2 separate regions of the Mus musculus genome follow, and region 1 is linked to region 2. The links are chromatin loops, found by intact Hi-C in ENCODE. Cell type or tissue: left cerebral cortex. All regions are shown on one strand. Region 1 overlaps Cadm2 (cell adhesion molecule 2). Region 2 overlaps Cadm2 (cell adhesion molecule 2).

The links. A loop is a pair of places that touch in the nucleus more often than their neighbours do. Peaks named below come from ENCODE experiments on the same cell type or tissue, not always from the same donor. Only the 100,000 strongest peaks of a DNase experiment are listed, where the experiment ranks them.
Region 1: a loop joins it to region 2, with 2.6 times the contacts of the local background. A loop is called at or near these places in 2 of 42 quality-filtered maps.

Annotation. Positions count from the first base shown.
Region 1 is chr16:67,308,745-67,313,744 of GRCm38, reverse strand. The region is part of intron 1 of Cadm2 (cell adhesion molecule 2); the gene reads left to right. Among named protein-coding and RNA genes, the nearest start is that of Cadm2, 310 kb to the left of the region's middle. In left cerebral cortex, no CTCF peak of the experiment used is centred here; a DNase peak (open chromatin) is centred at 2,556; H3K27ac peaks cover 1,149 bases.
Region 2 is chr16:67,611,579-67,616,578 of GRCm38, reverse strand. The region is part of intron 1 of Cadm2 (cell adhesion molecule 2); the gene reads left to right. Among named protein-coding and RNA genes, the nearest start is that of Cadm2, 6.8 kb to the left of the region's middle. In left cerebral cortex, a CTCF peak has its summit at 2,434; DNase peaks (open chromatin) are centred at 996 and 2,456.

The sequences.
Region 1 (5,000 bases), 300 kb after region 2:
GGTCGCTATGAGAGATTTACATACTGTGATGCCATTCAAGGTGTGTCAGCATTTGACTTGAAACACACATATCTATGTGGTTCTCTTGCACTGTTTTCTCTATTGGAGGGCAGTGCTGCCAACTCTCTTTCTAGTTTATGCTATGTTCAAGTCTGGGAGAAGGTGCTGTAGTGCTCAGAGGATTACAAATATAGAGAAATTGCCTCACTGCTTCCTGACTGGTCTGTGCTATTGATTTATGATTGTTCCAGGAGCCTATGGGAGCTATAGTTCAGAAAACATAGGTTTTGAAAGTGGGAAGAACAAATAGTCATTATGTTGTTCCCTTTCCTAAGCAGCAGTTGTCTGACAGGAAGATGACCTAAAGTAAAAAGCTTTCTACAATATCTACCAAATCAGCCGAAAACAAATACCTTTTTTGATAATATCTTCATAAATAGAGATATATTGCAAGTTTTTTAATCTTAAATTTTCTATTATGATTCATTTGCTGTTGTTTAAATGTATGTGTATATTTTCTGCATGTATATCTATGTACCGTGCATGTATGTAAAGTATTAATGACAGTGAATTAATTCCTTCATTTTCAAATAGAAAAGGATAGAAGCTTGCAACTGTAGAATTTTGAGGTTTTCTCTACTTGATTTCTACTATATTATATAAGGGTGTTTTTATTTAAATATTTCTTTTTGTGTGAGTTTAATACACTCTATATCAAACATGGTGTCTGCATATAACTGTGGAAAATTACAAGTCACGGGTGTGCTACACAATAGCCTGCAGGGCTGGGATCACTGTGCTATTATCATACATTTATAGAATGCTGGTACTTTATTGGAAATGACCTTCCAAATAGTTCAGTTTGAACAACATTTCTGCTTAAACTTCAGAAACATGAAGGTTATATGTGCTTCTTTAGTATATAAATGTAATATGCACATCTCTTTATAGATGAATGTTTTAAGAAATCTTTTGTTCGTTCCATTTAAGTGGTTACATTAATGTTTCTCTAGAATATCAGGTGTGATGTTATCTTCTGACTGAAGAGTCTATTTTATTATATGTCATTGTCACACACACAGCTGAATTATGTAGCTAGAAGTTGTATGAATGGAGCCACTTGCTCTATTCATTATTTATCCTGGTCATTCAAGTGTCATTACGTTCTGTTGAAGTTGAAAATTGTGGTTTTTTTTCTTTTCATGTTATTTTAACTAGAGTTATATACAAAATTGTATCACTCATTTTTCTAATATTTGTACCTATTCTGTTTCCAGATTTTCAGACTATCACCCAACTTTTTCCTACTTTCTCAAACGTATTCATCAAAATGATTCTGTCTCTATAAGTGAGAGTAATCAATGAAAAGGGAGACCATACATTTGAAAGAGAGTAAGAAGGGAAGGTGAGGGGAGTAGGGATGAAAAGGAGAGAGGAAATATTGTAATTATATTATATCAAAAATGAATAATTAAAAAATGGCTACATATGATCACATTTTAATGTTTTCTAAGAAAACAATAAAATCTTTCAACATGTATGTAATGTGTAGTATTTATTGTTGAAATATTTGTATTTTCAATTTTCATGTATATTCCTGCTCATTAGATTCAGAGAACTGGATTTTGTTTTAGCTCTGTTTATGAGATGCTTTAAGAATATGTGGGGAGAGACTGACATGAATACCAATGCCTTCAACAATACCATTCCACTATATTTGTACATATACGTCTTGAAAAATATGTGCTAACTTATAAGAAAGAAAGTTATCATTTTTAGAATCTATATCATAAAATTTCAATATAGACATTGCATGTAAAGATTAGGTGTAATGTTGTGGTTCCCGACTGCTCCATCCCTGCACAGCCACCAGCAATTCATCTCAGGGTCTTGTGCTTGCTAGCCAAGTGTTCGACTATAAAACTACATCTATAACACCCTTATATTTTAAATATTCATAGACGATTTCACCAAGCAGATGAAGAGAGCCTTAAATGCATGATCTTCCTACTATAGTCTCTTCGGCTGAAAGAACACATGGGTACCACCAGGCATGTCTATGATAAATGTTTTCATTCAAAACCATACAGCTTTGTATTAGAACTAAACACTGAAATATGTCTAGTTAAATGTAACAAGGAATCAGATAGAGCTTAGAGGCTTATAAAATGAAGTAAAAAGGGAAAGGTCACCTAGTTCTTTAGTAGCTGTGGGCAATTCTATAACCAAACCTGCCTCTGTCTAATTCTTTGATTTCTGGAAAGCATTTCTGTATGTTTGTATACATGTAAAAATAGATTTCTCATGGCAGCAATTGCATTCACCAAAGGACTCCATCGGATGACACTTTGGAACTCTGATCTTGTAGTGTCCACTGTATCTGTATGTGCTACCCATCAGGGCAATGTTCTTTCTAACAGGGATAAGTTTTATTTTCCTTGCTCCTGAGCTCTGCAGTAGTGTAAGTGTTAAAGCCTGAGAGGTTTTGAAAGCTTCAGTGAATGTGTTAAGACTGTTAATGAAGCTCCAGAATCTAAGGACAAAATTAGCTCTCACACCCACACTGAGCAAAGTACACCAACTGTCTGATAGAATTGCATCATGACTTTTACCTGGGGACACGGGTATTATATTCAGCTGAATTGATGAAATTGGGAAGACAGATGTGCCCAAAGGACATTTTAAGAAGCTTGTACCTACATAAATTGCTTGTGAAAAATCTCTAACATTTGAATAAGAATCCAATGTGAAATGTTTTCTGCCTGTAAACTTCAGGTCACACGATATGTATTATCTAGAATATCCTTTAAGAGGAGAGAACATTTGATTTTCTCTTGGCATTAAACGAACTACATGATTTTAAGTCCAATGAATACCCCCTGTACTTTATGCATAAATACTTGGGGCAGCAGAGTTTGATGTACGATTTTTATTCTTTGCTTTGTTTGCCTTAAAGCATTAAGTGTGGGTTTTTTTCGCAGAGTCACTGGCATACAAAATGAGATGCAGATTTTAATAACTTAGATAACTAATCACTTAGCACACAGAGTCACAGACTAAGTGTGGCTATATCAGCGAACACCTCCCACCACAGTACGACTGGCAGTTTCAGGTGCTCAGACACTTGTACCTGAGGGAGAAAGCATCCTAATGGCCACTGACTAATCTTAACAGTTGATTTTTTAAATATTCTTAGAACCATTACGTTTCATTTTTTTTTTTTAGGAATGAAAACATACTTTTACACACATTTAAGAATTCTTTCTCACAATTAAGAAATATCTCACTTGCGGCTCTAAAAAAAAGGTCTTGATTACTTGGACAGTGTAGATGAATATTTTATATTTGTTTGCTTGTTTGTAATAAAACAGATGGCCATATTAAAAATATTTTTATTGCTAGCACTTAAAATAAAGAAGATGGAAGAAGTGGATCACTGTTCTTACCTTGGGCCTGTTCTGCTTTGGAGAGATACTAGGTCATCTTACTTTTTGTTCAAGGCATCTTAGACACTAATTCTTTATTTCATACAAAGACATTTTGGTTACTGAGACAGTTCCAGAACCTAAGATTCTTTCTACTGGAAATATGTAAATATTTAAATATTTAAAATTTTAACTAGTAAACTTTAAAAGAGTAAACATTATCTGACACATCTGGTCTCTACTTTTAATGTTTGGTTATTTACCTAACAATACATATAGCATCTTGTTGGAAATCCATGAAGCAATCTTATTCCCAAGAGGATTTATTTATAAACAGATAGGGTACGTGGCTATAAATGGCATTTTTGATGGGCTACTGTTTTATTTGTTTATTATGATACAATTATCTTAAATTAGTGGAAATGGCACAATTAAAATTCATCATGACCACAGAGTCTTTTTTTTTTCTTTCTACAGAATATATTACCTTTTCTACCCATTGGCAGTTCACATATATAACTCGTACTTCAAGGCTTTCTTTTCCATACTCTGTCTTCTTAATTACACTGTAAGTCCTTGAAAGACAGTATTTTACTTGTGGCACTTCATGGCTATTTAAAATAAACCTTGCCCAAGACATGTGACAAAAGATTAATTAAAAATGAAAAGAAAAATGGTTTAAAAGTAAAACAACTTTGTTATAGATAGTGAAAAGTAATGGTACTGTATCAATTAGAAGTTTACGAAGTATTTTAAATTTGTTATAATTTAAATTTCTAAATAGGTGCATTCTCTAATTTCTATATTAGACTTTAAACATATTTTCCTATTATGTTTGTGGTGAACAGGTATTAATTGTATAAGAGGAATTTTAAACTGACTTTTCAAGGACTGCCAAGGTGGCCGTTGTTTAGTAGAATGCATGATACTTACAGAGTACCAGAATATGATTTACCGGTCCCCAAGCTGGAAAAGTTACAAAGATACAATTCCAGCCTCTCCTGAAGCTGAATCTAGGGATCTAGTATCTTTGAGCCCCATAAGCAACTTTGCTAATATGCACATACCCACACACAGCACATAAGTGAATCAAACAAATGATCTAATATGAAATTTCTGTTACAAAATAGTACCCACATACCCAATTTTGAGGCCAAAAGTCTTCTTTTAAGGGAGGTACTGTTGGATTTTTCTAGCCTTGCCAAATTTCTGAAGCTATATTTGAAAAATCATCATTTCTGATTTTTGTAATTAAAAGGGAATTTTTCATATAACCTTTTCTTTGGTTGACATAAAATCTTCATGTGAATAAATCATATAAAATTAGATCCAGCAATAAACTCTTAAGAGTACAGATAAGTATAAGAAGAAAATTAATAGAAGAAATTTCCTGTCAAACTTCAAACTTAGTAAGTAGGGCTTGAGAAAGGATCAAATTTTTTAAGAATTAATGACTTAAATTATAATACAAGTTTTACTTTGGTTGCCAATTCAGCAAATAATCCCTGCAGCCAACAATCATGATTATTAAACCTAATTGTATAATACAGTGACATTAAATAACACACTTTCCAA
Region 2 (5,000 bases):
GAATAAGCCAATCTTGTTAAAATTAAACCAGGGTTGTTACAGGGGTGGTTTTACTGGTGCTCTTCAAAATTACTTTAATTTATACCCAATGTGTCCATTCAAAACAAATAGAAGGAATATATATATATATCAATATTGGTTTCTGACCAAAATATAACTTGGAAAATAAAAAAAAAAATGAGATTCAACTTTAAGGTCCCAAGTGTTTTCTTTTTCTATATCAAGGAAGACAGAAAGTCAAGAAGAGGAGAATCACAGTAAACTGTAGCCTAAGAAGTGCAAACACACATGCTCGCTCAATGCTTGTAACTAAGAGCTCCTTGGGCCATGAAATAGATGCTGCTTAGTTCACCTTTCCTAAAACCACATCGCCTCCCATGCCTGGAGGAGCACTGCTGAGATGAAGAGAGCCCTGTGCACTTAGGAAACAAGCCCGGAAAGGAAGAAAAACATAGAAAGAAAAACAGAGAACAGACATGCACCACAATATCTGGTCTCCCTAAATTCATTCATTCATTCATTCATTCTCTCTCTCATTTAATCTTACTGAAAATGTGTAACACAAATACAAAGGGTTTTAATAGCTTTTCATGAGGTATTCTAATTAATAATTTGCCATACTTGCTAATGAATACCTTCAGATCAACACCACAGTGAATATACATATTACATCTTGCTTTGGACACGTTAGTGTCGGGAACTTCACCAGATGTCTTATAGAAAATGCACAGTATGTTAAATATCATTACCATCACAGTAAATGCTTCCCAAATCTCTTACCTCTTTTACACGTACACAAATATCCTAAGTCCTGTCAGGATATTTCTTATGATCAGGGAAGCTAGAATACCATCCACTTCTCCCTTCCTCGATAACAGGAACTGGAAAGTAGCTGTAGGTGGGAGCCACAGTCTGACTGGGTGAAGCAGCTGTCACCTTCAGGAGCAGCAGTTAAGAAAAATCCTCCCTGCAAAGGATTCTGGGTCTCTTGGCTGGTTTTGTCTCATCATGAGGAAGATTGCTTCAGTGCTGGTTTCCTAGTTCTGCAACTATCAAAACACTGCAGTGGTGTAATACAACATGGATGAGCAGCATCCTCGATCCGAGGACTGAGGCCCATGTCTTCCACCAGTAGATCTGAAACTTTAAAACTGCTTCCTCTGCCATGAAACTGTGAGATTGAAGAGTTTTCCTTAAAGAAAAAAAATTACTTCAGTCACTTCAAGAGTAAAATTTAATTTAAAAGTTGTTAGATGACATCCTAATTATGTATTTTAAAGTGGCCCAGAATAAGCATTGCTTTCTGTCACCCTCCCCTTTAAAATAGGGAGCCTACTAATATGATACCTTCTTATAAAGAACTGATGAATCATTTTATCAAAGGTCCCTAGGATAAAGAAATAGTGTAATGTAGATTTCCATATAATGGTTGTTTATTATTATTATTATTATTATTATTATTATTATTATTATTATTATTATTACTATTATTTTAGTTTTCTGACATGTGTCCTGAAATGTGTTGAGAAAGTTCTTACTTCGATGCATTTTGCTTCATGAAACAACTTGGCAAAGTCAAACCTTCTATACTGGTGTCGGAGTAGGTGGAAGAAACAGGTGAAACCAGTCACAAAACCAAGTACCACAATTCCCCAGATGAAGGAAAAGACGATTGTCAAATTGGTAGCTATACTTCTAATTTACTCTCTTTATTGTTCTTGGAACCAGTGGTAAAAAATAAATACAGACTCTCCAAGGATGAATTCAATGTACACATCTGTGCAGTTTTCATCCTTTGCTTAGTAAATATATAATAAATCAAATGGCAGTGAACAACGTGTGTCTTCCAGGCAGGCCTGGTAGTGTTTGAGTCTTTGCCTCATAATATAGCAGCACACATGCCTTATTACATAAAATATAAATAATAATAATAATATATATTATATATAATGAATATATAAAAATTTGGTATTTTGTAGACCTAAATTTGTTTCTAAAACAGTTGTGTCTTAGAGAAAGCTTAAATGTAAGCAATTATTGATAATTTGTGGGCATAAGTACCTTTCTACGAATTCAATTTAACTAATTATTCTCAGCATCCTTCCCTACCAAGTTGGTTATTTTTTATTTTCCAAGATTGATAATTCCCGATAATTTATGTCGGACTAGATCATAAACTCATTCTTTGACCAAAGAAAAAAAAAAAAAAAAAGGAAAGAAAGAAAGAAAGAAAAAAGAATAATTTAAATTTACTGGTTTAACGTAAAATATTAAAAGGACAAGTTCAAGTTCATTGCCAACATTTTATTTGAAAATGTCAAGGTTTTGGAGTATACTTCTTGAAGAACTAAGAAGGCATGTTCCCTAAATTCCTCCTGTAAGGAGGTGGTGAGGATTACCCTGAAGTAGGAGGCACTGAAGCCCCCTGCTGTGTGATGGTGCTAATGACATCTTAGGTTTTATATGCTCAGCAGCAGCAGACAAACACAGGAAAGCAGTCATGTGGCAGGAGAGGGAGATGTGAAGTATTTTCCTAGCTTATGGCAGACGGGAACAAAGCTTTAACCCTTTAAAGCCTGAACTGTTTCAGAGTGTGTGATGGCAAAACTAAAGGGGAAGCAGGCTGTGTGTCAAAGATTCATAAATAACTCCTCGTAAGATTAGGTATCTTTTCATTAAGTCCTGGTGAACATTTGACTTTCTTGGAAACCATCAGGCTTGTGGGTCAATATAATGAAGATGAATAGTGGAATTATAGTAGGAATCCCACACTTCACATGTGCCAAGCCTCCTCACTCAAGTGTTCTGGGTAAAAATTTACTCTCTCAGGATCTGTCTTGCTGCAGTGTTTCCTATTCTACACAAAACAGACTTCGGTTTTTTGTTTGTTTGTTTGTTTTTTTGTTTGTTTCCCTGTTGTTGTTGTTGTTGTTATTTTTACTTATTTATTTTTAGGAGGGACAGGAATTAACCTTTAAATCTGTGTTCAGATAAGTCGGTGCCAATACGTGGCATATGTTTTTATGAGTCCTCATTATTGAATGTTGGTTTTTCTGTAGGAATAGTAGTCAAATGAGTTCCTAAAAATAGCGAGATCTAAGCAACTACTGTTATTTTCAGCACACCATGAAATCCTATCAGATGACAGTCAGAAACACAGTTCTGCTTGAATTCCATTTGCTACAGAACAAAAACATTTGACATACTGTGCATATTGATTTTTTTATCCAAGAAGTGGGCCCACAAGCTCCTCGTAATGTATTTGGTGGGTTTTCTTAAGGAGATATACAATTACTTTCATCTTAGAAAAGGTATTATGTTTGAACATTATGCAAGTAAATACTCTTCTTAATTACACATGAATTAAATAAAGTCAAAATAAGTAAAGAAATGATTGAGAATGGGAAACAATACTAAGTTACCTCACCATGAGTACTCATATGTGTTCAAGCTGAAAACATACAGTTACATTTAAAGATAAAGGCCAACCTTCTTAGGTTTTTAAATAATGAAAATCTGTAATAACAATGTGGTTTATGAGAAAAGATGAGTTAAAGATTTAAAAAGATGAGTAAAGGTAACTTACTCCTTAGTATTTATTTTCTTCTTCTCTTTTAACAAATATGTTTTCCTTACCAGTGATAAGAAGGGTTTCTTCCACTGAAAACAACCAAATTTGAAATCTGGAAAATTTCAATAGGGTTGAAAATTTATTCTGGATCTTTCCTGCTTTTGAGAGTAAATCATCAAAACCGGCTGCTGCCTGACTAGGTGAAAGAAGTTACCAGATCTTCCTTAGACAGAGTTGGTCGTTCATTAGTCACAGGATGCTTTATAGAGGTCTGAAGTAAACATTAAGACAGTTGTTGTTCACCACCGGGATAACTCTTTCTGAGTGAGCAAATCAGTTCCCCTCGAATATTTAAATGATCTTCCACCCACTTCAATACTTCAGAGGTATGTCTAGTCAGACTTGGGGATAATTTACCAAAATAAAAGTAATCGTTCTTTTACTTCTAGGAATACAAAGCATTGTTATTGAGCAGTGGCAACAGTTTCAAGTTACAGGGAAATAAAAGGCCCTTTAGAGGCTGAATTGAGTCACTAATAATAATAAAAACGATAATAATAATTATATATATATATGCATACACATACACACACACACACATACATACATACATACATACATGCACACACATGACATGCAAGTACAGATACATTGCTTATCCTTGAAAACAAAATGGGCAATCACCATTCTTGACAAAGGTAAAGATGTTCTGTGGAAAACACGGTGCGTTTTTTTTGTTTTTTGTTTTTTGTTTTTTTGTAATTTATAAAGCCAATTAATTTCCTCTTGCAATGAAACATTTTTGGCATCTGGGATAAACTTGTCTATGTTTAAAAATGCAGGTGCCTTGATAGTGCTTATTTAAACATCAGAGCCTGGAATATACCGTGTATAAAATATACTTGTACTTTCTTCAGAATTTTATCTTTTATTTCAGCTTGCCCCTTATTCCTCTTCCTGTAGGAAATGTCCATGCTACGTGTACTTCAGGTTCAGTTTTATACTTAATAGACCCTGTCTTCCAGTCTGCACATAAGCTTACACTGAAATGAATAAGCTTAAGTTATAGATCAGAATATATACATTAAATAAATAAAATGTATGTATATACACGTATATCTATATACATATATTCATATGTGTGTGTATTTCAAACCAAATAAAAATGTGCACAGAATTTAAGTGCCAATCCTTTGCCACTGGTTTCCATTTTATTTGTTGAAGTTTGAATGGTAACCTAGCTTGCTTTGTGCTCTCCAGGAATATAAGAACCCCTTTCCATTTACCATCCTACTGACCTGGAATAATTCACATTAAAAAAAAAATAATGAAGGATAGTGAATAGTTAAAGGAGAGGTCTCTTGTAAAATGGAAGTTTCTGAAAACGTACAAGTAATGAAGTTTCTCAACCACCAAAGGGCAGATCTCA